Regions from separate parts of the Homo sapiens genome. Here region 1 is linked to region 2. The links are chromatin loops, found by intact Hi-C in ENCODE. Cell type or tissue: GM12878. All regions are shown on one strand. Each heading gives the region's core, and the rest is flanking DNA. Links, peaks and the distances in the headings are about the cores only. Region 1 has its middle 8.7 kb from the start of MS4A12. Region 2 overlaps LINC00301 (long intergenic non-protein coding RNA 301).

Evidence for each region. Peaks named below come from ENCODE experiments on the same cell type or tissue, not always from the same donor. Only the 100,000 strongest peaks of a DNase experiment are listed, where the experiment ranks them.
Region 1: it touches region 2 in a loop (3-fold over the local background); 1 of 110 quality-filtered maps calls a loop at or near these places.

The regions. Positions count from the first base shown.
Region 1 is chr11:60,476,167-60,491,895 of GRCh38, reverse strand. No RefSeq gene overlaps it. Among named protein-coding and RNA genes, the nearest start is that of MS4A12, 8.7 kb to the left of the region's middle. RefSeq lists enhancers at 1-132, 133-872. In GM12878, for the core only: a CTCF peak has its summit at 5,794; a DNase peak (open chromatin) is centred at 5,795.
Region 2 is chr11:60,625,194-60,640,922 of GRCh38, reverse strand. It overlaps LINC00301 (long intergenic non-protein coding RNA 301), which reads right to left. Exons shown (of 7, transcript NR_026946.1): 3 at 12,515-12,634. All of the region lies in intron 4 of LOC105369321 (a long non-coding RNA gene), which reads left to right. Among named protein-coding and RNA genes, the nearest start is that of LINC00301, 17 kb to the right of the region's middle. RefSeq lists an enhancer at 6,852-6,951. In GM12878, for the core only: CTCF peaks have their summits at 6,555 (motif pointing right) and 7,132; DNase peaks (open chromatin) are centred at 7,002 and 8,862; H3K27ac peaks cover 1,040 bases.

The DNA.
Region 1 (15,729 bases), core at 1,495-9,494, 150 kb after region 2:
GGGGTGATGGCCAGGCAGAGGGGCTCCTCACTTCCCAGAAGGGGCGGCTGGGCGGAGGCGCCCCCCACCTCCCTCCCGGAGGGGGCGGCTGGCCGGGCGGGGGCTGACCCCCCCACCTCCCTCCCGGACGGGGCGGCTCGCTGGGCGGGGACTGGCCCCCCACCTTCCTCCTGGACGGGGTGGCTGCCAGGCGGAGACGCTCCTCACTTCTCAGACGGGGCGGCTGCTGGGCGGAGGGGCTCCTCACTTCTCAGACAGGGCGGCTGCTGGGCGGAGGGGCTCCTCACTTCTCAGACTGGGCGGCCGGGCAGAGACACTCCTCACCTCCCAGACGGGGTCGCCACTGGGCAGAGGCGCTCCTCACATCCTTGACGGGGTGGCAGGGCAGAGGCGCTCCCCACATCTCAGACGATGGGCGGCTGGGCAGAGACGCTCCTCACTTCTTGGACGGGATGGTGGCCGGGAAGAGGCGCTCCTCACTTCCCAGACTGGGCAGCCAGGCAGAGGGGCTCCTCAAATCCCAGACAATGGGCGGCCAGGCAGAGACGCTCCTCACTTCCCAGACGGGGTGGCGGCCGGGCAGAGGCTGTAATCTCGGCACTTTGGGAGGCCAAGGCAGGCGGCTGGGAGGTGGAGGTTGTAGCTAGCTGAGATCACGCCACTGCACTCCAGCCTGGGCAACATTGAGCACTGAGTGAACGAGACTCCGTATACAATCCCGGCACCTCGGGAGGCTGAGGCTGGTGGATCACTCGCGGTTAGGAGCCGGAGACCAAACCGGCCAACACAGCGAAACCCCATCTCCACCAAAAAAATACGAAAACCAGTCAGGCGTGGCGACTCGGCAGGCTGAGTCAGGAGAATCAGGCAGGGAGGTTGCAGTGAGCCGAGATGGTGGCAGTACAGTCCAGCTTCGGCTCGGCATCAGAGGGAAACCGTGGAAAGAGAGGGAGAGGGAGACCATGGGGAGGGGGAGAGGGAGGGAGAGGGAGAGGGAGAGGGAGAGGGAGAGGGACAGGGAGAGGGACAGGGAGAGGGAGAGGGAGAGCCATACTGCATTTTAATGCCTTTTAAATTAGGTGGACAAAATTGGAAAATGCAGATAATAAAAAAAGGAGAGAAAAAGCACTCAATCTCACCACGCAGACATAATTAATGATAGTATTTGCATTTTGATTTGTAAACTTTTGTGTGCGCATGTATGTATTTTACATAGTAAAATCAAGTTAGGATCATAATGTATATATACTTCATAACCTGCTTTTAAGCTTAATGTCCTATAAATATCTTTTCATGTCGATAAACATATTTATTGTAGTTCTTTTTTTTTTTTTTTTTTGAGATGGAGTCTTGCTCTGTCACCCAGGCTGGAGTGCAGTGGCGCGATCTCGGCTCACTGCAAGCTCTGCCTCCCGGGTTCACACCATTCTCCTGCCTCAGCCTCCGGAGTGGCTGGGACTACAGGCGCCCGCCACCATGCCCGGCTAATATTTTGTATTTTTAGTAGAGACGGGGTTTCACCATGTTAGCCAGGACGGTCTCGATCTCCTGACCTTGTGATATGCCCGCCTAGGCCCCCCAAAGTGCTGGATTACAGGTGTGAGCCACCGCACCTGGCCTATTTATTGTAATTCTTAATAGTGGCGTGCTGTTTTATTTTTTGGAAGTGTCCTGTCACATTCCAGTTATTTATTTTAGGTTGTATCTCAGGTACAAATGAGTACCTTGAGACCAGAGATCCTTGGGGCAGGGGCTGATATCTATCCCCACCTCCAACTCCATGTATGGCACAGTGTCTCACACATGTTAAGGCTCATTAAATATACATTAAAAGAGTTGGTGGCATGAGTGCAGATTCTTTTTTCTTTTTTTGTGTATTATTGAGAGTTTTCTTTCTCTTGTGGGTTTACATTTTTATATATTTTTCTAAAATAGAAAAAAGATGCTGAAGATTTATTAATGTTATGAGCTTAAGAAAATGACAATTTCAGGCAATAATATTGCTGAAAGGCTTGAAGGTATTTAAAGGAAAATGAAGTAAGCATTGTTTTTGAAAGCCCACAGAATCATGATTACTGTCTGGAAAGGTATAACATGATCAACCTTATTCATGTTATCCAGGCAGCAGGAAGAGAAAGTTGAAAATAAATAATGTCAGGCTGGGCACAGTGGCTCACGCCTGTAATCCCAGCACTTTGGGAGGCTGAGGTGGGTGGATCACTTGAGATCAGGAGTTTGAGAGCAGCCTGGCCAACATGGTGAAACCCCATCTCTACTAACATACAAAAATTAGCTGAGTGTGGTGGCACACGCCTGTAATCCCAGCTACTTGGGAGGCTGCAGCAGGAGAATCACTTGAACCTGGGAGGCGGAGGTTGGAGTGAGCCGAGATTGCGCCACTGCACTCCAGCCTGGGTGACACAGCGAGACTCCCTCTCAAAAAAATAAAATAAAATAAAAAATAAAAAAAGAAAAAAGAAATAGTGTCTTTTAAACCTAGAATCCCCTTCCTTCTCCTGTTGGCCTTTCAGACCCATCTCCATGCAGCAAATCTTGGTAAGACTTCTGCACTGTTCTCTCCTGTAATCATGTGGTTAGTGCCATTAACAGTGTGATTCTTCTATGTTGTGTTCTGATTTGTGATTTCTTCAAACATGCTCTAACTTCTAAGGGCAGGAGTTATAGTACCATTTCATAATCTCTTTTGTATCCCTAGCTTAGGAACATGCTCGTAAAGCTGAATGCTTTACAGTCTGTGGAGAAAGGCCATTTTTTCCATTAAAATTTTCAATTTATTGTGGACCAACACATTTGTAAAATATAATAAAAATAAACAACTAGGAAAATAAGATAGACAATAATTCAAGCCCAGAGTTTTCATTAGAATCTGTAGGCATAAAATTGTTTTAATAAATGTCATCTCAACATGGGAAAACAGAAAAGAATTACAAATCTGACAACGATCCACAACTATTATAATCACTATTACACATAGCTTTTGGCTCTTCCAAAACTGTAGCTAAACAAAAATTACAAAGGAAATACTGATTTCCTGCATTAAAAGTCTATAATACACACTTGGAATAAACATTGTGTACATCACTCTTTAAATTTCCACTATTTAAATAAACTTGCTTCTTGCTTATTAATTTGTTTAACTCGGATTGATGGCAGTGCTACTTGCAGAGGATAATGCATTTTTAAACTGTTTCTATGTTTTGTTTTAACAATACCCCTAATAGAGAAATCAGTCTCACAGAGGTATGTTGACAGGAACAGAATAAATTTTGGAATAATTTCAGAAACACATAATTTTTGTTTGTTTGTGTTTTTGAGACAGAGTCTCGCTTTGTCACCTAAGCTGGAGTGCAGTGGCATGATCTCAGCTCACTGCAACCTCTGCCTCCTGGGTTCAAGGGATTCTCATACCTCAGCCTCCTGAGTAGCTGGAATCACAGGTGTGTGCCACCACGCCCAGTTACTTTTTGTATTTTTAGTAGAGATGGGGTTTCACCATGTTGGCCAGGCTGGTCTCGAACTTCTGACCTCAAGTGATCCACCCACCTCGGCCTCCCAAAGTGCTGGGATTACAGGTGTGAGCCACAGCTCCCGGCTGGAAACCCAGAATATTTATTTAAAATTCTTATATATAACAAAACAAGTGATATCATATTTTCAAAGTACATATTCAGTCCATCGGTAGTCACTGCTAACAATTTATCCTGTCTATAATTTTTTTCCTTTTGATCAAAAAATGGATTTTGAGATAATGCGATATATTTTTTTCTGTGTCTGGCTGATTTCACCTATTGATCCATTTGTCTGTTCTTTCACCAATACCACACTGTCTTCATTACTGTAGCTTTACTGTAAGTCTTGAAGTTGGATAGTGTCAGTCCTCTAACTTGGTTCTTCTCTTTTGATATCATTTTTGCTAAAAAATTTCAAATATACAGATATAGAGAACAAAATGTTGGTTAGCAGGAGTGGCTGGGGGAGGAAATGGGAGATGTAGATGAGAGGATACAAAGTAGCAGATATGTAGGATGAACAAGTCTAGAGATCTAAGGTACACTATGAGGATGGTAAGTAATAAAATTGTAATGTATATGGAATTCGTGCAAAATGAATAGATTTTGCTTCTCTTGCCACAAAAACAAAAACGAAAAAACAGGTAACTGAGATGATGGATTTGTTAATTTGCTTCACTACAGAGGCTTTTTGCTGTCTATATGTATCTCATAACATCAAATTGTATATTTAAATATATACAATAAAATTTATTTATGAAAAAGAAAAATGCATTCTAGAAAGATTAATTTTCCATTTTTGGACCTCTTCTGAATTTTATATTCCATCAAAAAAATATAAAATTCATACGGTGATTGGTAATAACTTATTGCAGATGTGGAATATCAAAATCATCAACCACTTTCTTGCTAGTTGTTAAATGCTCTTTTTCTAAGCTTCTAATGTTTGTTTTTGCCCTTTAATCTTACCTGCAGTTTTTCTTTGCATAGAGTTATTATAATCATTAAATTATGAAAGATATCACACAAATAAGTGGTTCTGTTCATAGGCACATCTTTGACAAGTTGAGATCAAACAGGCTTCTTGTCTTGATGAAACGCAAACAGTTCACTACCTATTTCAAATGTTTTCAGCAGAGCTTTTCCAATGGAATAATCGGTTATAAAGAATGTTTAAATTTTCTCAATTTTTCAATATATTTTATTGAGTTAGAGTTGACAAACCAACCTTAGCATATTACGTGTTGCAATGTGGTCCTATAGAGCATGACCAATATGAAGCTCATACCACATACAACTTGTTGTATAAGCTGCATGCATGATGGTCTATACCCTGTTCAATGAGACGGAAGTCACTACTTGCTACTACATACTCCTCTCCATACTTGGTCTCAGCCAAAAGGCCGAGAAGCGATGCAAGCTTTATTCTCATTTTCTGTATTTATATTTTCATGAAATGGCAAGGAAGGAAGGAAGGAAGAAAGAAAGAAAGTAGTCTAGCATTGGTCTGTGGTCAACGGTTTGGGTAACACCAACCTGTCAACCATTATGACTCCATGTTTGCCAGACAGGCTCTATCTGGCAGCTAGAGGTACAGGGAGTCAGGTCTAGTCTTCTGGGAAGGGGAATGGTGAGAGCTAGGTCACTCAGGCTGAAAGGGTCAGTGAAAGAACCGAGGCCCAGTGGTATAAACAGGGTCAGAATAAAGATAAGAAGAGGAGAGTTAGCATGCTTAGGGCTCCTGGAAAATGTATAGAAATAAATTCTAAACCTCAGTCACTGGTGGGTAGAGAATGGTAGTACATTCAATATCAGGTTAGGATTGATTTAGACATAATATCATGTGCCATTTAATGGGTACTGTTTGGCTTTGCATAAACCTTTATTTAATTCTTCCAACAATGCCATAATAGATTTAACTGCCATTTTACACACAGGAAACTAAGTCGTAGCATGGTGAGCAATATGATTAAGGTCATGTAGTTAGAAAGTGGTAGAGAGTCTGTCCAGGTGTGTCTGAGTCCAAACTCTTTACTTTTTCTACTAAAGCAGGGCACCTTCAGCGACTGGGAGCCTGACTGAGTCGCTAGGTAAACTTGAGCCAATCAGGGAGAGTGAAGTGAGACAGAGGCAGAGTGCACTCATGAATTAATGACTGGCTGGGGCTTCCACAGCATGGCTTTTCAAAAGGCTTGAAACTCACATGTGTGCAGTATCTGAGCCTCAGTAGTGGCCTCAAGCGGCAAGTGTGGTACGGTACAGAGGAGCGATGGTGACATGATGGTGACAGATTTCACCACCAGGTGTCCTTCATGGTTAATCTTTGCTTAAAAAAAAATTCTTGTTTTGAACAGTTATTCTTTTATTCTCCTTTTTCTGATATAACTAGACGTTGACTCAGAACCTTGGAAAGGCAAGGAGACATATCTCTCTGCTTCTCTCCTAACACTGTGCAACCTCAGAAAATGACAAGTGGTTGGAAATCTTACAACAATACTTATACAGTATGCCCATTTGGGTCAAGTATTTTGAATCTAGAGAAAGTATTTATCTACTAAAGACCTTGAATTTCACTAGTTAGGGATTAATTGGTTCTGTGACTGGTTTAAATTAGAAAGCGATAAAAGAATAGAGCACATTTTGAAATTCACCAAATACTTACTGTAGGCACTATTCTAGGCTCTAATAAGTGAATATGGTAGAAAATGCTTATCACATTCCTAGCTTCTGTATCCTTTAGGTACTCTGCTTAGTACTATTCTATCTGCAAGTTTCAATTGGGTGTACAAGCCAGGTTTCCTAGAAATAGACTCCTATCATCAGAGCCTTCCAAGTTCATGGATGGTCCAAAGATCTGGCATAAATTTAGGGTGGAAGGGTAAAGCCTACAGACATTGGTAGATTCTTATATCTTGTTCATGCTAGGGTTTAGGATGTCTCTAAAATATTGATGTCTTTAATTTCACAGATAAGAATCCATTTCTAGTAATGCTATGTCATAAGCCACTCATATTTTTAAAAATTGGACATGTGTTATTCTAATTAGAAAAGGGTCTGATATCAATACCACTGATTGCCTCTGAAGAATGGAATTTGTGATTAGAGTGCCAGTTAATCATCACCATTCCTAATTAAAGTGGAAGCAACATAGGTTTCTAGGCCGGGCGCGGTGGCTCACGCCTGTAATCCCAGCACTTTGGGAGGCCGAGGCGGGTGGATCATGAGGTCAGGAGATCGAGACCATCCTGGCTAACAAGGTGAAACCCCGTCTCTATTAAAAATACAAAAAATTAGCTGGGCGCGGTGGCGGGCGCCTGTAATCCCAGCTACTCGGGAGGCTGAGGCAGGAGAATGGCGTGAACCCGGGAAGCGGAGCTTGCAGTGAGCCGAGATTGCGCCACTGCAGTCCGCAGTCCGGCCTGGGCGACAGAGCGAGACTCCGTCTCAAAAAAAAAAAAAAAAAAAAAAAAAAACATAGGTTTCTATTATAGCTTAATGCAACTAAAAAGCAATCAATACTACACCATCTACACTGAAGTATGTGAACTACAGATATTGTAACACTAGTCCTTACCCTCAGATGTTCAGATTCAATGGACCTCAAACAGGATCCAGAATTCTGCTTTTTAATATTCATGACCAATTGAAGGAAGGCCTCCCTCTGTGTTTTGAGAATCACTGGATTATTCTGGTAGAAGAACTATAGGAGGCTAGAAGAAAATGAAAGGTTGTAGCTAAGCCAACTATATACCCATTCAACGGACTACTCAAAAACAAAAAGTAATAAACTATTGATACAGGAACTGAAGGATCTCAAGGGCGTTGTGTTAAGTGAAAAAAAGCCGACCTGAAAAGATTACATTCTCTATGATTCCATCTATAGAATATTCTTAAGATGACAGAGTATATGATGATGAACAGACCAGTGGTTGCCAGGGACTAGGGATGGGGTAGGACTGTAAAGGGGTGACACAAGGGAGTTTCTTTTTGGTGATGGAAATGATCTATACTCTCAAGTGTTTGGCGGATGGTGGAACTGTTCTAAAATCCAATTATGGTAGTGGTTACAAAAATCTCTACATTTGATGAATAAACTGTATATACACACACAAAGCATAGTGAGTGCATTTAAAAACTAGTGACATTCAAATAAGCTCTGAGGTTCAGTTAGTGGTGTTATACAAATGTCAGTTTCCTGGTTTAGGCAGTTATACTATGATTATATACAATGTGCACACGAGGGAAGCTGGCAGAAGTGTACCTAGGAGCTCCTTGTAGTATTTCAGCAACTTGCATGTAAATGTAACATTATTTCAAAATCAAAAGTAAAAAAAAATCAACAATAACAAGCCTATGTTGAAGTTGCCAAGGTAGTAAGGATTAAAGATAGGTCTAAAAAGACAAACGGGGAAGGTAAAACCCATGGAGGTTAAGAATATGATAGGATCTAATACAGAACAGATGCCTGTTCTCTCTCTTCCTGTTTGTGATCTCGGGCAAATTAGTTAACCTCTCTGTGCTTTAGTCAACTTGTCTTTGAATTTGAGAAATAACAGTATCTATGCCAAAGGGTTATTATGAAGCTGAAGTGAGATATGTGTACGGAATACTTTTATTAATGTTTGATACGTAGGGAGGACTCCAAAACATGTCATTGTTTTGTTGCAATATGGAGAAAGAATCATCAAGACTTAGGTTAAAGTAAATGTGGGGACCAGAGGCAAGTGAAGGATCCTGGAGGAGAGGACAGAATCGTCACAGGTACACTTGGTGCAGGTAGCTGTTTGGAGAAGGAGAGTTGCCTTTTGTGTGGAATACAGAAATGGGGCTCACCTGTTGGCTTTTGGGGACAAGGTATTAGCAAAATATAGAAAAGAGAATTAACTAAAAATAGTGAATTGCACTACCTCCTCCTTCTCAAAACATCCGAGCCAACAGGATAAAAGCTGAAGTGCTTAGAGCTGATTTCTGGAATACTGCCAAATGAAAAATTGTATATATTTATGGTGTACAACATGCTGTTTTGATATATGTACACCTTGTGGAATGATTAAATCCAGCTAATTAACACATCCATCACCACACATACTTATCATTTGAAGGAAAGTAAAGTTGTGTAGAAGATAAGGCACATATTTACTTTTGTTCTAACTTGAGTGCTTTACAGAGGTAGTGCTGCTAATGGAAATTGTGTTGATGATTTCACTAAGTTCTTAAAGAACAAAGTCTAACATAGTTATTCAAAGAAAATTGAATGAGCAGGGACTGGGGATGCTGAGGTGAGTAAAAAATGGTTATTACCTTCAAGAAGCTTATATCCTAATGACAAGAGTCAGACCCAGTGAAATACACAGTTATTATGAAATCCACTCAGGCCATGAGAGAAGAATTTACAGTGGTTGGTGAGGAAAGGCTTTGCAGAAGAGGTCATCCTTGAACCTGCCTTTGAGCAAGTCTTTCTCTGAGTTGGGAGGGTCTGTGGGGTCTCTGGGGCTAAGAAGCAATCTTTGGTTTAAAAGTAGCAGCATGATAATTTAATTTTGTCCAATACGGGGGCTAATTGTGTTCTTGTCATACTCACTCATAGACTCTTCCTCAGATCTGGAAATTCCCATGCATTGGAAAGGGTGAGAGTCCTGGTCCCTTATTTAATGGTCACCTTTTATAGTATCCCCTGGAGTTGAGAGGATAGGGTGAAGAAATGGAGTTCCTCCATCCTCATATTAGGGAACAGAGGGGAGGGTGTTTGGGGAACGCAGGACTGGCCAGCCCTGATCTCTATCATCAGATGCACACCCTGTTCACTTCCTCTTCCTGTCATGAGTTTCTGCTTTCTGGAGTAAAACGTGAAGGAGGTACAGTCTGGGCCTAGCCTCTTGGGGGCCAAGTTTGCTCCTCCCTGATCCTTCTATGATTTTACTGGATACCTCCAAACACACCTTAGCTTTTGCATTATTAATGAAAGGTCCTGTTGGTGGGTACTGTCATAAAATGTTTTTGTTTTTCAGAAAAGCAAAGTGAAAGATCTGTAAAAAACGATGTTTGCCAAGTGTTGGAAGGTAGAATATTTCAGAATGAAGCACCATCATCTAAGTGTGAAGAACGTAGAGCTAAACAAAGATGCTGCCTCTTAGAGATGTTCTATTCCAGGCCTCTGCTTTCCATCTGAGAGTGAATATTCAAATCTAAACTATTTTATTAATATTATTCTTTAAATATCTCTGCCAGAATTTCCATCAAAAGTCAGTCATATATCTGAGTAGTTCATTGAATCTATCACATAATTGTTGTTAAGATGTGCCATTATTTTATGCAACACCAAGAAAGAAAATTCAGCCACTTAACCTATGATACTGTAAGATCTCAAAGATGTTAAACAGTGGAAAAAAGTAAAGAGTTAATGTAATATGTTATGTCTTTAGATGGAAGATAGAGAGATTTTCCTTTTTAGTCCTAAGACAGTAGGAGAAATAATGAATATTTTATAATTAGGCTGAAGTTTGAATTCCAGTTCCTCTATTGTGTGACCTTGGGAAGTGATGTTTCTTTAAACTCTATTTCTTCCTCTGTAAAATAGGATTATACCCACCTTCGTTGGGTTGAGGTGAGGAATAAATGATTTACTGGATGTAATGCTTCTACCCTAATCCCTGTCCCATGGTGTACATTTAAAAGAAAATTAGTTTTCCTTCTCCTTATTTTAAACCAATGTAATTCTCTTAATAATTTAAGTCAAGTTCCTCCTGTTTCAGTCCTCTAAAGCATAGGCATAGTTCTAAATTAAGATGCCTCATAAGGAGGAGTCTTAGTTATAGTAGAGCATTGCTCTTTCTCACCATCTCTGTCTCCTTACTTTGTCCTCCTTTATTTCTTGCTGGTTAAAATGTAGACTTCAATGATTAATTCCCTGTATTGCTTTGCACATAGACACACACATTCCTTGCTTATCGAATAGTCATACATGAACAACAAAAGGAGCAACTCTCATTTTCGCCTATTATGCAAAGTGCCTTCTTCCTAGATAATGCTATAGAATGTTGTTAAATATTGCCTCTCCAATTTCTCTAAGATTTTAGTCATACCCTCTTTAATTCATTGGATCTCTTCTGTCACCAACTGCCTTGTTTATTAAATTATCTCCTCAAAAGGATTCTTTTAATTCATTTCTTCAGTTTGAAACTTTTGTGCATCAAAGGATACTATAAATAAAATGCAAATACAATCCACAGAAGGGGAGAAATATTTGCAAATCATATATCTGATAAGGGTTTAGTATTTAGAATACAGAAAGAAAGCTTACACCTCAACAATCAGAAGATAATCCAATTAAAATTTGGCAAAGGATTTGCATATATATTTCTCCAAAGAAAATACACATATGGCCAATCAGTATGTGCATGACAGGCATCTGAAAAGATATTCAATATCATTAGACTCTAGCGAAATGCAGATCACCACAATGAGATACTGCTTCACATTCACAAAGACGGCTATCATCAAAAAGAAAGTAACAAGTGTTGGTGAGGATTTAGAGAATTACAGCCCTCATAATTTGCTGGTGGGGACGTAAAATGGTGTGGTTGCTTTGAAAAGTTGTTTTGCAATTCCTCAAAAAGCTAAATATAAAGTTACCATATGACCTAGCAAGTCGACTACTAGGTATATACCCAAGAGAACTGAAAATATATGCTCGCACAGAAACTTATATACAAATGTTCATAGCCATAATAACCAAACAGTGGGAACAACTCAAATGTCTATTAACTGATGAATGGATACAGAAAATGTGGTATATGCATACACTGAAACATTATTCATTCATCAGAAAGAATGAAGTACATGCCACGAAATGGATGAACCTTGAAAACATCATGTTAAGTGCAAAAATCCAGATAGAAAAGGCCATATATGTGCGTTACTCCATTCATATGAAATGTCCAGAATAGACAAATTCATAGAAATGGAAAGTAGATTAGTGGTTGCCAGAGACTGGGGGAAGGAGAAAACGGGGAGTGACTGCTAATGAGTCTAGGTTTCATTTAGGGGTGGTGAAAATATTCTAGAATTATATAGTGGTGATGGTTGTACAACTTCCTAATATATTTAAAAACAAAGGGGTAATTTTTCAAATTTTATGAATACCTAATAGTTGTACATGTTTATGGCATATATGTGATATTTTAGTACAAGCATACAATGTGTAATGATTAAATCTGGGTAATTAGGATATCCATCATCTTAAATATTTATAATTTCTTTATTTTGGGAATGTTCCAAATCTACTCTTCCAGCTATTTTGTAATATACAGTAAATTATTAGCTCTAGTCACCCTATTGAACACTAGCACTTATTTCTTCTATATAACTATATTTTTGTACCCACTGACCAGCTCCTCTTTATCCCTCCCTCCTCACTACCCTTCCCAGGCTCTGTTAACCACCATTCTATTCACTATCTCCATGAGATCATTTTTTTAGCACCCTCATATTGGTGAGAACATGTGACATTTGTCTTTCTATGTATGGCTTATTCCGTTTACCATAATGTCCTCCAGTTCCATCCATATTGTAGCAAATGGCATGATTTCATTAATTTTTATGGTGGAATAATATTCCTATATATATTATATATATCCCATTTTCTTTATCCATCCATCTGTTCATGGACACTTGAGTTGATACTATATCTTGGTTACTGTGAATAGTGCTGCAATAAACATGACAGTGCAGGTCTCTTTTCAATACTCTGATTTCCTTTCTTTTGGATATATACCTAGCAGTCAGATTGCTGGATTAAAGCTTTTGACAACAAAGAAAATAATCAATAAAATAAAATAAAATAAAGAGACCTACAGCATGGGAGAAAGTATTTGCAAACCATTCAACTGACAGAGGATTAATTAACAGAAATGTATACGGAACTCAAACAACTCAATACAAAAAAAATCTGATTTAAAATGGGCAAAATAGACATTTCTCAAAAGAAGGCATACAAATGGCAACAGGTATATGAAAAAATGTTCAACATCACTAGTCATGAGAGAAATGCAAATCAAAACTGCAATGAGATATCATCTCACCCCAGTTAAAATAGCTGTTATCAAAGAAAGAAACTAAATGCTGGAGGGGATGTGGAGAGCAGGAAACACTTGCTCACTGTTGGTGGGAATGTAAATGGGTACAGCCACCATGGAAAACAGTATGGGAGCTTCTTCAAAAACCTCCTTAAAAAATTAAAAGAGTAAATTTTATGGTGTGTGAAACAAATCTCAATACAAATAATTTTACAAGATAACCAGTGATATAAGTCAGCCCAGAAGAGCTAAATAATGGTATAATGTCCTGGTGCATAGGAGAAAATAATTGCTCAATAATATAGCACAGGTGGGAGCTCAATAAAATTGGAGTATTAGAAGAAAACCTCATGGAATAGGAAGGATTTGAGATGAATCTTAGAGAATAGGTAGAACTTAGTAAGAGAGAAAAAAGAGAAGACTATTCCACGTAGGGGAACAATATCTAAACAGGAGGAAAACAGAAACATTCTATTTGTGTTCAGGAGCAATAATTGAATAACCAGGCTGGACTGTGGCTAAATTAGGGTGTAATGAGAAGGCAGTAGAGAAAAGTTAAAACAATACTATGCAGGATCTTATATGTCCATGGCATCTGGACTTTAATTGGTAAGCACTGGAGAATCATTCAAGATGTCTAAGTAGGGATGTAACAATTCCAATTAATCGTTTATAAAATAAGTGAAACAGCAGGAGCAAATGAGAAACTAGGCCTAAAGTGAAGACTAGAAAGAAGAGGAGAGTTGGATTTTAGAGACATTTTAGAGTAGACAAAACTTAAAGTACATGAGGAACTTCATTAGATAAAAAGAGTGAAAAAGGAATAAATCAAATACATCTCTCAGCTGTGAGTGTGGATGATGGGGGAGGATGTGAAGGGAGAGAGACAGGAAGCTAAAAAGGAGGTGCATGGGAATTAGACCGCGGGCTCAGACTGGACCAGCTCTATAGTTTTACATTGCAGATAGGAGATCATTATGAAATAATTTGCAAATACCCGGACATGCAGGCTTGGAAATCAGATGAGTAAACAGGATTGAAAATGCAATTACATGAATTAGTTACCTAAAATTGATAGACTGAGTTATGGGAATGGATGAGAGTTTTTGGGGGAAGGTAACACTTTGTAAGGAATGTGCACATTTGGTTGTCAGAAAAAATGCAACTAGTGAAGATGAAATTGTGTATGTCTAAGAAAGTAGGAGAGAGAGTTAAGAGTGTCCCATCTTGGAAGCTAAGGAAGGGCATGTGTCTCAAAAGGCAAGGAAGCAAAAGGGCAGTGTTGTTAAATCTCACAGAATGAGAATTGAGTAGAATCCACTGGATTCAACAATTAAGAAGTCATTGGCAGCATTTGGGGAAACAATTCTAGAAAAGTATTAGAGAGAATAGACAGACTGTAATTCACTGAAAAATGAACGCGATATGAAAACATTCAAACCTGAAAGCAGACTCTGCTTTTGAGTTGTTTGGTTGTGAAGGACAGGAGAGAGAGAATTCAATGGTTTGCACGAGCATCTAGGCAAGCAATTACCTCAGAATGGTGGAAGGTCTAGAGCCTACAGACACAGCTAGATAAAAGGGCTACATTCAGTCAGCAAATTCAACAAATTCAGCTTTCCATGTGCTTGGTACTAAGTGCTGTGTATATAGGAGTAAACAACATAGACAAGAATTCCTGCCTTTGTGAAGTGTAGAGAATTTAGATGAATTAGTCTCCATCTCACTAGTGAGTAGTCAAGAGGATGGTGCAGGTGTAATTTAGACACTTCTATTCACTTAGAGCTAAAGTTCAGTCATATCACTTATAATAACTCATTGACAATTGGGTGTTGTAAAATTTTCTTCAAAGCAATTCTTGCTCATCTTTGATGGAAACAACCACAACAGCCAATACAGTAGCAACAAATCTCTGAGGTGCAGCATCAATGACAAGAACGATACTGCTCCATGAACCAGGTGAGATCAAGGAAACGAGAAGTCCCCAGCCCTAAAGCATCAGAAAGCTCTCATTGCGTAAATAGCTCTGGCACCATTTTTCATCAGCTTCTGCAGTAACAGATTTGCCCAGAGATGTATCCACAACTTTCTGTACTTTTATCTTTATAGGAAATGAAACTTGTTGAAGTTACGCTTTTGCGTTTTGCAGGAAACAGCTGCAGTAAATCAGAATTGATGACAGGAACAATGCATCACGAGATGACAGAAAACTTTATTAAGACATTGAATGCAACACACAATTTTTCTTCTTTTAAATTTGAATTAGGTGCTTGTCAAAAAAAAAAAAAAAAAGCTAAGATCCATCTAGGATATACTATTTTGCAGGCCTTTTGTTTGCCAGTGTGGAACTGCAAGAGATTCTCTTAAAGACTTTTTCTTTCCTGAGTTCTCTTGAAAATGTTTAATTAGCAAAGCTCTGAGAAAGACAAATTCAAAAAAAGGCTCTCATTGAACAGGACAAAATGGAGTAGAGTTCAGCAGAATTGAGTTTTCCGCAGGCGTTTAGCATTCTAACCTAGGATGCATGCTATTTTTAAAATCACTAGTTTTCACGGCAGCTGTACTGATAAAAGAAAAACTTCAGCCAAATTAAATTTAAAGGCGTTTAATTGAGCAATGAATGATGCGCGAATCGGGCAGCCCCTCCTCTAGCCAGAGGCTCAGAGACTCCAGCACAGTCACGTGGTGGAAGAAGATTTATGAACAGAAAAGGAAAAGTGATGTACAGAAAAGGAAATAAGGTAGAGAAACAGTTGGATTGGTTACAGGTTGACATTACCTTATTTGATCACGGTTTGAACAGTTGACTACATTTGATTGATCAAAACTTAGTGACTGGCACAAGGGTAGGCTACTGTCTGTTTACACCTCCACTTGTTATAGTTCACGATGTAAAGAAAAACTTTTAGGCCAACCTTAAAATACGTAGGGAGGCGGGCAGGGCACAGTGGCTCACGCCTGTAATTCCAGCACTTTGAGAGGCGAGGCGGGCAGATCACGAGGTCAGGAGATCGAGACCATCCTGGCTATACTAAAAATACAAAAAATTACCCGGGCGTGGTGGTGGGCGCCTGTAGTCCCAGCTACTCGGGAGGCTGAGGCAGGAGAATGGCGTGAACCCAGGA
Region 2 (15,729 bases), core at 2,572-10,571:
ACAAAAAGTTTATGAGGGGCCAGGTGTGGTGGCTCACACCTGTAATCCCAGCACTTTGGGAGGCCGAGGTGGGTGGATCACTTGAGCCCAGGAATTTGAAACCAGCCTGGGCAATATGATGAAACGGCACCTCTACAAAAAAAATTAGCTAGACCTGGTGGTGTGCACCTATAAGTCCCAGCTACTAAGAAGGCTGATGTGGGAGGATCAGTTGAGGCCAGGAGGTCCAGGCTGCAGTGAGCCATGATCACGCCACTGTGCTTCAGCCTGGGCATCAGAGCAAGACCCTGTCTCAAAAGCAAAACAAAACAAACAAAACAAAACAAAACAAAACACAAGAAAACCAAAAAGTTTATGAAGAGAATGCTCCAGAGAAATAGGCAGTTTACAAATGGAATTTTTTTTAAAGATTTTAAAAGCATCACTTTTATATTTAAATTAAATCAAATTTTAAAATTTCAATAGATTTAGGGGTACAAGTGGTTTTTGTTTATATGACTGAATTACATAGGGGTGATGTTTGGGCTTTTAGCGTACCTATCACTTCAAGAGTGTACATTGTATCCAATAGGTAATTTTTCATCCCTCACTCCCCCTCCACCCTCCCGCTTCTGAGTCTCCAGTGTCCATTATAGACCTTTATATGGCCTTGAGAACCGTAACTTAGCCACATTTATAAGTGGGAACATGTATATTTGGCTTTCTGTTCTCTTTTATTGCTGGTGTATAAATATTCCATGGTGTATATATACATATCTCCCATATTTTCTTTATCCACTCATCAGTTGATGGGCACTTAGGTACATTCCATATCTGTATTAGTCAGGGTTCTCTAGAGGCACAGAACTAATAGGATTATATATATATATATATGAGAGTTTATTAAGTAGTATTAACTCGCATGGTCACAAGGTCCCACAATAGTCTGTCTGCAATCTGAGGAGCAAGGAAGCCAGTTCAAATCCCAAAGATGAAGAACTTGGAGTCTGATGTTCGAGGGCAAGAAGCATCCAGCATGGGAGAAAGATGTAGGTTGGGAGGCTAAGCCAGTCTCTAGCCTTTTCACGTTTTTCTGCCTGCTTTATATCCGAGCTGCGCTGGCTGATTAGATGGTGCCCAGCCCACTGACTCAAATGTTAATCTCCTTTGGCAACACCCTCACAGACACACTGAGGCGCAATACTTTGCATCCTTCTATCCAAAAGAAGTTGACATTCAGTATTAACCATCACAGTATCTTTGCAATTGTGAATTGTGCTGTGATAAACATATAAGTACAGGTAACTTTTTGATATGACTTCTATTCCTTTGGATAGATACCCAGTAGTGGGATTGTTGCATTGAATGGTAGACTTACTTGTAGTTCTTTGAGAAACCTCCATACTGTTTTCCATAGAGGTTATTCTAATTTACGTCCCATCAACAGTGCATAAGCATTTCCATTTAACTGCATCCTCACCAACGTCTATGGGTTTTTGACTTTTCAATAATGGTCATTGTTACTGGGGTAAATTCTGTGAAAAATGACATTGGTTTCTTGATAGGAATTTCATTGAATCTGTACACTTCTTTGAACAGTATGGTCATTTTCACAATATTGGTTCTTCGAATCTACGAGCATGGGATGTTTTTCCATTTGTGTCATCTGTGATTTCTTTTTACCAGTGTTTTGTAATTCTCCTTGTACAGATCCTTCAACTCCTTGGTTAAGTATATTTTTAGGTGTTTTTTTCTATAGTTATTGTAAATGGGATTGAGTTCCTGATTTGATTCTCAGCTTGGTTGTTATTAGTATATAGCAGTGCTACTGATTTGTGTATGTTGATTTTGTAACCTGAGACTTTACTGAATTCATTTATCAAATCTGGGAGTCTTTTGGAGGAGTCTTTAAGGTTTTTAAGGCATAAGGTCATATTACTAGCAAAGATAAATAATTTGACTTCCTCTTTTTCAATTTGGATGCGCCTTATTTTTTTATTTTTCTTTTGCCTGATTGCTCTGGCCAGGACTTTGAGTACTATGTTGAATAGGAGTAGTGAAAGTGGGCATTCTTGTCTTGCTCCAGTTATGAAGGGGAATGCTTTTAATTTTTTCCCATTCAGTATGATGTTGGCTGTGGGTTTGTCACATATAGCTTTTATTATTATTTAATTTTTTTTTTTGAGACAAGGTTTCTCTCCCTTCGCCCAGGCTGGAGTGCAGTGGCGTGCTCTCAGCTCACTGCAGCCTCTGCCTCCTGGGTTCAAGTGATTCTCCTGCCTCAGCCTCCCGAGTAGCTGGGAGCTCAACTCCCGAGTAGCTGGGAGTACAGAAACCTGGCTAATTTTTTATTTTTAGTAAAGATAAAAATTAGCCAGGTTTGGTGGAGGGGGTTTCACCATGTTGGCCACGCTGGTCTCTAACTCTTGACCTCAAGTGATCTGCCTGCCTCAGCCTCCCAAAGTGCTGGGATTACAGGCTTAAGCCACTGCGCCCAACCTCTTTTATTATTTTGAGGTATGTTTCTTCTATGCCTAGTTTGTTGAGGGTTTTTTATCATGAAGAGATGCTGAATTTTATCAAATGCTTTTTCTGTGCCCTTTGAGTCTATCATATAGTTTTTGTTTTAAGTTCTTTTTATGTGGTGAATTACATTTATTGACTTGCATATGTTAAACTATCATTGTGTCCCTGGGATGAAATCCACCTGATCTTGGTGAATTAATTTTTTGGTGTGCTGTTGGATTCAGTTTGCTAGTATTTTGTTGAGGATTTTCACATTTAATTTTATCAGGGATTTAGGTCTGTAGTTTTCCTTTTTTTGTTGTGTCCTTTCCTGGCTTTGGTATCAGGGTGCTACCGGCTTTGTAGAATGAGTAAGAGAGAATTCCCTTTTTCTTAGTTTTTTGGGATATTTTAAGTATGTCAGTTATTTGAAGGTCTGGTAGAATTTGGCTGTGAATCTGTCTTGCCCTGGGCTCTTTTTTTGTTCTTGTTGGGAGATTTTTTAAAATTACCGATTCAATCTCAGTACTTATTATTGGTTTGTTCAGGATTTCTATTTCTTCTTGATTCAAGCTTGGGGATTGCATGTTTCCCAGAAATTGTCAATTTCCTCTAGATTTTCTAGTTTGTGTGCATAGAAATGTTCGTAGAAGTCTTGGATGATCTTCTGTATTTCCGTCTAATCACTTGTAATGTCTCTATTTTCATTTCTGATTGAGCTTATTTGAATCCTCTCTATTCTTTTTTTTTTTTTTTTTTTTGAGGCGGAGTCTTGCTCTGTCCCCCAGGCTGTAGTGCAGTGGCGCGATCTCGGCTCACTGCAAGCTCCGCCTCCCGGGTTCACGCCATTCTCCTGCCTCAGCCTCTCGAGTAGCTGGGACTACAGGCGCCCGCCACCACGCCCGGCTAATTGTTTTTTTTTTTTTTTTTTTTTTGTATTTTTAGTAGAGACGGGGTTTCACCATGTTAGCCAGGATGGTCTCGATCTCCTGACCTCGTGATCCGCCCGTCTTGGCCTCCCAAAGTGCTGGGATTACAGGCGTGAGCCACAGCGCCCGGCCTTCTTTTCTTGGTTAATCTAGATATTTGTCTGTCAATTTTGTTTATCTTTTCAAAGAATCAGCTTTTCATTTCATTGATCCTTTGTATTTTTTTTTTTTTTTAGTTTCAATTTCATTATTCTACTCTGATCTTAGTGATTTCTTTTATTCTAGCTTTGGTTTTGGTTTGCTCTTATTTTTCTAGTTCCTTCAGGCATGTTTCTAGGCTCTCAATTTGTGATCTTTCTGTCTTTTTGATGTAGACATTTAGGACTACAAACTTCCATCTTTTTTTTTTTTTTTTTTTTTTTGAGATGGAGTCTAGCTCTGTTACCCAGGCTGGAGTGCAGTGGCACAATCTCGGCTCACTGCAACCACCACCTCCCCGATTCAAGCGGTTCTTCTGCCTCAGCTTCCTGAGTAGCTGGGACTACAGATGCCCACCACCACGCCCAGCTAACTTTTGTATTCTTAGTAGAGATGGGGTTTCACCATGTTGGCCAGGCTAGTCTTGAACTCCTGACCTCAAATGATTCACCTGCCTTGGCCTCCCGAAATGCTGGGATTACAGGTGTGAGCCACTGTGCCTGGCCCAAACTTCCCTGTTAGCACTACTTTTGTGATATCCTAGAGATTTTGATAACTTGTGCCATTGTTATCAATAATTTCAAAAAATTTTTAAATTTCCATTTTTATTTCATCATTGATCCAAAGCTCATTCAGGTGCAGGTTGTTTAATTTCCATGTATTTGTATGATTTTGAGAGTCATCTTGGAATTGATTTCTAGTTTTATTTTGCTGTGGTCTGAGAAGATATGTAATATAATTTCAACCTTTTAAAAATTATTGAAGCTTTTTTGTGGCCTATCATGTGATGTATCTTGGAAAATATTCCATGTGCTGATGAGAAGAATGTATATTATGCAATTTTTTTTGCTAGAATGTTCTGTAAATGTCTGTTAGGTCCAGTGTTTCTTTGTTGACTTTCTGCCTTGATGATCTGCTTAGTGCTGCCAGTGGACTGTTGAAGTCCCCCACTATTATTATATTGGTGTCTTCTCTTTTCTTAGATCTAGTAGTTTTATGAATCTGGTAACTCTGATATTACGTGCATATATATTTGGTATTTTTATATCGTTGGGTCTATAAGACTCTTTACTAGTCTCTTGAAGGCAGTAGATATTTGGATTGTGTTTTCAAAATCCATTCCACCATTGATATCTTTCAAGTGGGGCATTTATATCATTTACATTCAAAGTTGATATTGATATGTAAGGTACTGTTCCAGTCATCATGTTGATTGTTACCTAGTTGCTTTTATTTTCCATTGTGCTACTGTTTTTTAATCCCTGTGAGTTTTATACTTTTAAGTGTTTTTATACTGGTGCATATGGATATTTCGTTTTGATGTTTAGAACTCTTTTGAGTATTTTTTGCAAGACTGATCTAATGGTGGCAAATTCCCTTAGTGTTTGCTTATCTGGGAAGGACTTCATTTATGAATCAGTTTTGCAAGATACAAAGTTCTTGGCTGACAGTTATTTTGTTTAAGAAGACTAAAGCTAGGACCCCAATTCCTTCTGGATTGTCAGGTTTCTACTGAAAAATCTGCTGTTAGTCTGATAGATTTTTCTTTTTAAGTTATTTGATGCTTTTGTCTCACTATTCTTAGAATTCTTTCTTCATGTTGCCTTTAGGTAGCTTGATGACTATATGCCTTCCTAATGTCCTTTCTGCAATGCATCTTCCAGAAGTTCTTGAGATTTTGAATCTGGATGTCTAAGTCTCTGGCAAGACTAGGGAAGTTTTCCTTAATTATTCTCTCAAAAATAGGTTTCCAAACTTTTTGCTTTTTCTTCTTCTTTCTCAGGAATATCTATGAGTAATATCTATGATTCTTTTTTTTCTTTTTTCTTTCTTTTGAGACAGAGTCTCACCCTGTCACCCAGGCTGGAGTGCAGTGGCATGATCTTGGCTCACTGCAACCTCCACTTCCTGGGTTTAAGTGATTCTTGTGCCTCAGCCTCCCAAGTAGCTGGGTTTATAGGCACATGCCACCATGCCTTGCTAATTTTTGTATATTTTGTAGAGACTGGGTTTTGCCATGTTGCCCAAGCTGGCCTCAAAGTCCTGAGCTCAAGCAATCTGCATGCCTTGGCCTCCCAAAGTGCTGGGATTACAGATGTGAGCCACTGAGCCTGGCCAGGAATATCTATGATTCTTAGGTTTGGACCTTTTGCATAATCCCATATTTTTTGGAAACTTTGTTTATTTATTTTTGTATGATTGAATTAATTCAAAAGCCATGTCTTCAAGCTCTGAAATGATTTTTTTCTGCTTGGTACAGTTTATTGTTAATACTTTCCACTGCATTTTGTAATTCCCTAAATTAGTCTTTCATTTGTAGATGTTCTGTTTTATTTAAAAAAGTATTTATCTCTTTGGAAAATTTTTCATTCTTATCCTGAATTTATTTTTGATTTCTTTTTGTTAGATTTAAAATTTTTCTTGGATCTCATTGAGCAACTTTACAATCAATATTTTGAATTCTTTATCTGGTATTTCAAATATTTCATTTTGGTTTGGATCCACTGCTGAAGAGTTAATATGATCCTTTCAGGGTGTTGCAAGGTTCTGCTTTTCTATATTGCCAGAATTATTTTTCTGGCTTCTTCTCATCTGGATAGACTATTTCTTTTCATTATTTTTGAATTTATTTTTTGATTGGACTAAGTTTTCTTTTTATACCTTGAGGATGTGACAATAATGTACAGTTTATGATGACCTAACTTCAGCTCTGGGTGGTGCTTTCAGTGGCAAAGACACTGTATGAGTTCCTTGGTTATAGAGAATCTTTATATTATAGCTTTCTCAGATGTTGCTCATAGTAGTGATGTACTGGGTGTATGAGCAGGCTTATTGTCTCCTTTGGGGTCAGAATGGCAGAGTTCTCAGGAAACTTATCTTGTTCCCCAGTGGTGTGCATTCCATTTTTTTTTTTTTAAACTGGGTTGAGCAGTTTAGCCTTCAGGCCAGCAGGAGGCACCTGTGGGTAAGAATTGGCTGTGGCTGAAGCAGGTGGGTATATTCAATACCCCATTGGTGAGCAAAAGCCCTATCCCTGATGAGGCAGCTGGGGGAGCTCCTGGTGAAATTCACTGACGCCTTTGCAGTGGGGGGACGGAAACAGCCACTTTATTTCCAGTACCAGGCCAGGAGGAAAGTGATCAAACTCCCTGTCACACCCTTGTCCTAGTACTCTGGATATTCAGATCAGACAGGGACCTCGTCCATCTGCAGAAATGCTGATGTTTCTTGTATAGAGGGAGTGGGACTCCACTCCTCATGCAATCCTGAACCCAGAGGGCACACCTCCTATGGTGATGCTGTCACCTCAGAATGTTCCATAAAAGCCTTCTACAGGTGCACCCTTGCCAAGCTCCCATGGGAGAAGCTCTGGTGGTGTCTTCAGTGGTGGGTGAGAGAGATAAAAAGTCCCTTTATGCAAAATGGTGAGAGGTATGAAAAGTCCCTTTATAAGCACCAGGGCTATTCAACTGCTAGGGCAGAACCAGTCTTCCCCTACTAAGCCCAAGACTGCACCCGTGCCTTTGTTGAAGGAGGTGCAGGTGCTTCCTGCCCACAGTGGGAAGATCTGGGACACAGAAAAGCCCACATTCTAGTTTCTTTTGTTCCCCAGAGTGCTCCCTTGATGTGGTACACTCCTCCTTCCCCCAGGAGTGGCAGTCTTGGAGAGCAAGACTACTGTGAATCCTGATGCTCCTCTGGCTCTAGCCATCACCTCGCGGGTCTGCCGCAATCCAGGCTGATGCTGGGAAATGTCAGCAAGTGATCTGGGGATGTGAAGACACAAGGGTTGAAAGTCCCATAGCAGAACAATGTCCCATAATGATTGCACATCCAGTATGGCACTTGCTTCTATAGCTCAGGTCTAGGGGGAAAGGAAGGAACATGCACAAGCTGGTAGCCCAGTGTAATGCCCTTAAGAAGCCCCCAAATCACAGGCCAATCCAATACTTGGGCTTACAAGTCCAAATAAGCTCTCCTTGAGTTTGGATACCAGCAGGCTGCCACAAGGCCTACAGAGGCTGAAAGCATTCCATTCACTTTCCACAGAATGCTCTGTCTCTTGGGGTTTAAGCTCTACCAGCTTCTTGTTTCTTTCTTTTTTTGTGTATCATAGATTTTTCCAGTGAACTCTCCAAAAAGCTCCAGCACTCTCCCCTTAATACTCCATTTGCGCTGTGATCATCCAAGTGTAATTTTGGTTTTTCCTTCCCAGAATTTGTCACTGATAATCTCTAGTCAGCCATCTGGAGAAGCTCTCGGATGCTTCAGGCTATGGAGTGGTCTGTGAGATGTGCAGTAGCCTGGACTCCACTCTTATGCTCCAGAGGTGATGTTGAGTGGAGCTGGACCAGGCTGACCCATCCTATGGTTTCCCAGTGGCAGGTTCAAGTACCAGCTCTAATGATGGTGGCACGGGAGTGGCTTACACTCTGTAAGATTTCCTTGGTTGTAAATAGCCTTGGCATTGTGGCTTTCTCCATTGTTAGATGTAGTAGTAATGTGTTGGGCATGTGAATGGGCTCAAGGCCTCCTGAGTAGCTTTGGTGGTGCAGTCAATAGTGTTAGCTGAGATCATGCAAAAGCCTTTTTCTTCTTGAGTGCTGTTATTGTGCCATCAGATATTGTAGTGGGCTAGGCCAGTTGACCTCTGGCCAGGATGTGGTGCGTGCAGTAGAGAGCCAGCTGCAGTGGCAGCTGTGGAATTTATGCTTGGTCTATATTACCCAGGGTAAATACTCAGATATCCTAGGCAATGGGTGAGCCCATGGAACTCTCAAAAATTCCTGTCCATGTTCTGCTACCAAAGCGAGTGGAAGGGCAAAGCCAGGTGAGGGTTGGATCAGGCAAGTCAGTGCTCTAGCTCCTCAAGTGTGGGTACAAATGGTGGCCCTGATGGGGGTCAGAGGGCAGCTCCCTGGCCACTGGGACAATGATGCGGGGAGGGGTACAACCACTTTTGCTGCACAAAAGTGTCTGTATGGGGAAAAGGGGTAGCAGGTGGCAGTAAGACCCACCCAACTCCCATGCCTTTGGCACAGTAGGTCTCACATACACAAACTTCTGCTGGCAGAAAGCTGAAACAGCCAGCTGAGTTCCAGACAGTTCATGCTCAGAATGCAAAACTTCCCAACCAAGACAGAAACAGAAGGATGTGGCCTGAAAGCCACATCCTTCCCAATATGACCTGCAAAACAGGGGCGCCTAATTTTGGACCTGTAGCAAGAGCATGCTTTCTTCTTGCCTCTTGGTTCTGGCCTTGAGATTATTGAGATTACATCTCATTCTTACTTGAGATGAGATCACACATCTCAGTTTGGAGCTTCTCTCAACCTATGACCACTGCCTGAGTTAGCTGGCAAGTTTCTGAAAGATTCCCTGTGAGTTAGGATCAGGAATGCCTTCTTTCTGTCCCCACTGACATCTGGGAGTTCATGCAAAGCACATCCTGATGCCATTCCTTTTCATATACTCCCCACTACTCACCAAATTAGCTCCAGCTCCTGGTAGGGTCAAGTCACTCCCTCATGGCCTGGATTGCACAGCTCCCAAGTGGGAATTTGTATCATGGAGACAGTCTGTCTCCCTTTCATGTTCTCAAGACTCATAGTTTTCCAACGGACTCATAGTGCAAGTTGCTGTCTGCCACTCCTTTCAAGGTATTCAAAGTTTGTTTCAGTGTTTCTGTTGAGTTCCTGTGCTCCTTCTTGGATAAAAGTTCATAGCATGAATCTACACACTATATTGCTCTTATCAAGTGGGTGCAATGTGCTAACAAAGACTCCAATCTATCATTTTGAAAAACAAACAAAAAATAGATAACTTGTTTTAAGAAGTGATGAGACGATGTTGAAGATGAAACATGCAGACCATCCACATCAATTAACAAGAAAAAAAAGTTCATCTTGTTCATGCCCTAATTGAAGAGGACCCATGATTAACAGTTGGAACAATAGCCAGCACCATAGATATCTCAATTGGTTCTGCTTACACAATTCTGGCTGAAAAATTAAAGTTGAGCAAACTTTCCGCTTGATAGGTCCCCAAACTGTTGTGCCTAGATCAGCTGCATACAAAAGAAGAACTTTCAATAAAAATTTTAAACAAGAGGAATCAAGATCCTGAAGCATTTCTTGGAATAATTTTAATAGGGGGTGAAACATGGCTTTTCCAGTATGATCCTGAAGACAATGCACAGTCAAAGTAATGGCTACCAAGAGGTGGAAGTGGTCCAGTCATAGCAAGTTTGAATCAGTCAAAACCAAATATTATGGTAACAGTTCTTTGGTATGCTCAAGGCATTTTGCTTGTTGACTTTCTGGAGGGCCAAGGAACAGTAACACCTGCTTATTATAAGAGTGTTTTGAGAAAGTTAGCTAAAGTTTTAGCAGAAAAATGCTTGGGAAGGTTTCACCAGAGAGCCCTTCTCCACCACAACAATGCTTCTGCTCGTTCCTCTCGGCAAACAAGGGCAATTTTGTGAGAACTTGGATGGGGAATCATTAGGCATCCACCTCGCAGTCCTGATTTGGCTCCCTTGGATTTATTTTGTTTTCTAATCTTAAAAAATCTTTAAAGGACACCCATTTCTCTTCAGTTAATAATGTAAGAAAATGCTTTACCGACATGGTTAAAATACCAGGACCCTCAGTCCTTTAGAGATGGACTAAATGGCTGGTATTGCTTACAGAAGTGTCTTGACCTTGGTGGATCTTATGTTGAGAAATAAAGTTCATATTTTTCATCTTTTAACTCCATTTTCCACAAACTTTTTGAAGTCTCCTCACATATATCACTATACTATATACTTATAACAATTTATGCTAATAAACATTTTTAAAGTATTTACTCATTTTAGATATATTTTAATTATATTACTACAGGTATTCGTTAAGCTCTTTCAAATCCTATGTGAAATGAAATAGAATATTAAAAAGTAAGTAATTTATAATTAATTATATATTTATCTTTGGTCAATAATTATACAAATACATTTATTATAAAATAAATGTAGCTGTGTGCTTGTGGAGAAAGAAGAGAAATTGAACCTGTTGTTAGCAAGAGAAGCTGCTAGCCATTTCACTGTCTTGAAAGATTTAGAAAGTTACTTGGGCAGATATTTTCTGATTCTTTCCTGAACACTTGAGTGGTTTCTTCAGAAGAATAGTTGTGGAATGCCTGAGAAAGCCTGCTCATCCTGGTAGCTTTTGGTAAACAAAGATTCTTGTTGGCAATAATATAGGCAAGTTTTCACAGATGCCAAGAGCCTCCTGGGAGGAAAGGAACTGATATCCTGTAATTTCCAAATTGGTCTGCCGTAAGGAAAGGCCTCAGAGCTTGCTGTGTCTGACCCCTCAGCCAGAATAGCATATTTACTAATCCTCGGACTTCTTGCATTTGGGAATGAATCTGTTAGGTACAAACAATGCTAGCAACTGAGATTGTAGAGTATGAGTTCTAGTATGGCATATTTCAGTATTGGTGTTGAAGAAAAACTTAGGAACTGAAATAAAAAAAACTCATATAGAGGTTTTTTTCATACTCTATTTTCCCCTATAGGGCTTTAGTTCTTATTTGACCTCTATAATAGCTTTAGGTATGGAAAGCCATCATACTTCAACCTCCTTGTCATTAAATTTGCTTGATAGGGTTCTGCCCATGATGTGTGACAAAATAAACTTCCAGGGAGTAGGACAGGCTGACCTTTGAACATACTGTGATGTCTTAGGCCTTTGCTCTATATCTTTTGTGTTTGTGCATATGAGTGATATCCTCCAAGACCTACCAGCTAGTTACTCAATCAAGTATTTAAAGTGTTCTTATTTACTCCTATAGCCTATAAAAACAAAACTTCCAGATATGTACTGAGCTGTCACATCAATAAAGCATAAGCAGGATTTGAAATAGAGATATGTACGCTTGATAGGTCTCAGAATTCTTAAGACTTTCCTTCTGCATAAGGCATGCAATACACCTGGTGGCATAAAATATTAAGGGTAGTCCTAAAATGACCAAAATGCCAATAATGCTTATGAGTGTAAAAATTCTGAACTGCAGATATCTGTCCTAACTATCCTGTCATTTTTAAAATTTGAAAAAAGTGGGACTTCCTTTCTTTGTCCTAATTCCATCAGGTCTTTGACATCCTGAAGTGTTAGTGTATCGTCTCCCCCGTTCCGGTATATATAGGTTTCTAACTTTAAGCAACTAGGAATCCCATGCACATTTAGCCAATGACCATATGTTCATCTTTTTTTTCCATTTCAATTTTCATATCCATAATATTTACCTTAAAATCAAATGGTTAGTGCCATGTGAAAAAAAGGTGAATTTACAGCATATTCAGGGGACTTGGGACTTAACCTGCCTATTGCATACAGAGAATTTCTGATTACTGATTTTCAGGAGTATTTTGCTGGGAATACTTTCAGAGAGGATAGTAAAATAAAAAGTATTTACATTCACTCAATAAACACTTATTAGATATCTATTAAGTTCTGGGCCCTGCGAATAAGGATTGGGGAGACACAGATAACTAGAATGTATCTAGTACATTGTGTCAGTGAGCCTGCCAACTTCCAATATATCCTTATTTTGAAGAGATATCTATATTTATTTAAGGTTTTTGTATCTTTACCATCATCCTTCATCTGAATCTCAATAATCTACATTTTAGTTATTTTATTTTATGTAACACCATTTGATTTCTTGAGGTTTGTTTTGGTCCCAGTTTTAAAGGTCTGTTCAGTGGTTTGGATCCTTACTTGTGGTCATGCCAAATGTGAATTGTTAATTTTGATCACCTCTGCATTTGTCCAACACCAAAATAGGCTCTGCTCATTTACAAACAAATTTAAAGTGTAAGTTTCTGTGAAAAAAACATTGTAAAACCTTGTACTTACATGTGGCCACTGAATAGTTTCATCTTTCGTTAAAAAGAGTATAATTTCACATGCAATTAGAAGTATACCAATTATTGCAAGGCCGAAACTGTTTAAATTCATCCATATGGCATACATCAACTGGAATAGATACAAAATGTCAACTAGTTATATGTGGAACAAACAAGCTGACATGAAGTTATTAGTTTGCATTACTGATAAACATGTTAAAGCTGAGGATTTGTTATAACTTCTGATTTTTTTCTGAATCAGCGTTTACTCTAAGGGTTCCCAACCTCCAAATGTGTCAGGATTCCAATAATACACATGGTTTTCTGATACTGCATGCAGATATTTCATTTCCTCATTAAATATAAAATTCTTATGGGCACTGTGTTGAGGCAAAAAAGAAAGTGCTACATTCTAATGGGAGAGAAAAACTAGCAACAGTAAATGTGAAGAGAATGCAATATATACTGACATCATGAATAAACCCAATGTTCTCTGCAGGGGCAGATTAAAATGAAGCTAAAGGCACTTGTGTCTGAGCTTCTCAAATGCACAGGTCTTTTCCAAGGCCCCAGGAGAAGCCATGCCTACCATCTTAAAATAGTGAGTTTTGGCTCTTCCTTTCCAATATTTATATTTCTGACTTTTTTTGGTCTTATTTCATTAACCAGGATGTCAAATTTGTATACTGAGTAGTAACAATGAAAGTGTTCATTCTTGTCTTGTGCCTTGTTTTAATAGGAATGCTTCTAAAGTTGCATTATCAAGTATGATATTTGCTGTAAATTTTTAATAAATATTTTTGTCATCAAAAGGACATTCCTAGATATTCCTAATAGCTTTTTACCATGAATGATTACAGATTTTGTTGAATTATTTTTTGACATCTTTTAAGATGATCAAATATTTTCTTATCCTTTAATGTGGTAAATTACATTGAAATAGTTTTAAAAATAAACATTGATGCATAACATGCATTCTAAAGTATGCAGCTCAGAGAATTATTACAAAGTGTAAGCATTCATGTAGCCACCACCCATATCAAGACACCAAACATATTCAGCAACCCAGAAATCACTTATATCTCTTTTCATTCCCTATTCCCATCCTCCTCCATAAGAGAAACCACTAGCTGACTTCCAACACCATTGATTCGTTTTGTCTATTTTTGAACTTTATATAAATGTAATCATGCAGTACGTACCGTTTTGTGCCTTGTTGCTTTCACTCAAAATTATGTTTGTATGAAATCCATCAATGTTGTTATGTTTAGTAGTAGTTTTGTTCATTTTCATTGCTATGTTATTTTCCATTCTATCAGTGTGCTATAATTTGTCTATCCATATTTTTACCAATGCACATTTGGGTTATTTCCAGTTTTGGCTACTGTGAAAAAGGAGGCTATAAACTTGTATTTCCTTTCGTAAAACATAGGTAAGCATTTCTGATAGGCCTATATCTAGAAGTAGAATTACTCAGTCATAGGGTAAACATGTGTTCAACTCTGGAAGATACGGTCAAACAAATTTCCAGTGGTTGTAGAAATTTAAACTTCCACTAGTAGTTGTTTTACATTCTTGCCAATAAGTTAACCATTCTGGCAAGTTTGCTGTAATATTTCATTGTGGTTTTAATTTTTATTTTCCTAATTTTTAATGAGCTTAAGCATATCACTTTTATTTTTTTCTATTTTTATCATTTCTGCCAAACTTACAAAACAGCTGTACCATTTTGTGATGTATTTGAGTTATACAGTATGATGTTTTGATACACATATACATAGTGTAATGATTACTACTGTCACACAAAAGATCATGTCCATCACATCACATAACTACTTCTTTTGTGGTAAGACCACTTAAAATCTATTCACTGAGCAAATTTTAAATATATGTTATCGCCTATAGTCCTCATGCTGTACATTAGATCTCTAGGCTTATTCATCCTACATCACTGCAAGTTTGCACCTTTTGATCTACTTCTCCCCATTTCCTCCCCTCTCTGCCTCTGATTACCACTGTCCTACTCTCTGTTTCAATGTATTTGTTGTTTATTAGATTCCACATATAAGTGAGATCATACATTCTTTTTATTTTTGTGTATAGCTTATTTCACTTAGCACAGTGTTCCTCAGGTTCATCCATGTTGTTGCAAATGGCAGTATTTCCTTTTTTTTTTTTTAAGGCTTAACAATATTCCATTGTGTATGTGTGTGTGTGTGTATGTGTGTGTGTGTGTGTGTGTACCAGTTTCTTTATCCATTCATCATTGATGGACACAGGTTGTTTCCAAATATACGCTATAGTGAATAATGCTGCAATGAAAATGAGAGTACAGATATGTCTATGATTTGCTGATTTCATTTCCTTTGGTAAAAGAGGGATTGCTGGGTTATGTGGTAGTTTCATTTGTAATTTCTTGAGGAATCCCCATACTGTCTTCCATAATGGCTGTACCAATTTACATTCCCAACAACAGCGTATAAGGGTTCCCTTTTCAGTTTAATTATATTTTAATGAATGTATTGGCCATTTGAATATCATTTTGTATAAGGTGGCTGCTCAAGGATTTTGTCTATTTTTATTGGGCTATCTGCACTTTTTATTGATTTTTAGAAGTTCTTGATATGTTGTGGATACAAGTCTTTCACTGGTGATAAATGTGAAATTAACTTTCCCTGTGTGGCTTACCTAGTTTTTGTGAATAGTGCCATTTGGTGAATCAAAGTTTCTAATTTTAATGTGTTTTCCTGTTTATATCTGGTTTAGGAAATTTTTACCCACCACAAAATCATGAAAATATACACTTATCATCTAGAAGCATTTAATTTTACTTTTCACATTTATATTTGAAATCTTCTTAAAACTGACTTTTTTGAGTGTGTATGGGGTACGGTAGGACTAAAGTTTCATTCTTTTCACATGAGTCACATTCAGATGGCTCTAATTACTGAAAAGGCTGCTTGGTTCCCATTGCTCTGCAGCGCCACCTTGGTCAGAAATCAAATGTCTATGTAAGCATGTGTCTGTTTCTGGAAACTATTCTGTTCTATTTATTGGTCTATTTGAGTGATAATATCATACTGTCTTTTTAAAGTTTTAATAAGTCTTAAAATTTGAGAGAGTACATCCACACTGTTTTTCTTCAAGATCATTGCAGCCTTTTTTATTTACACATACATTTTGGGATCAAGTTGACTTTCTAAAAATAGTTTTTTTTTTTTTTTT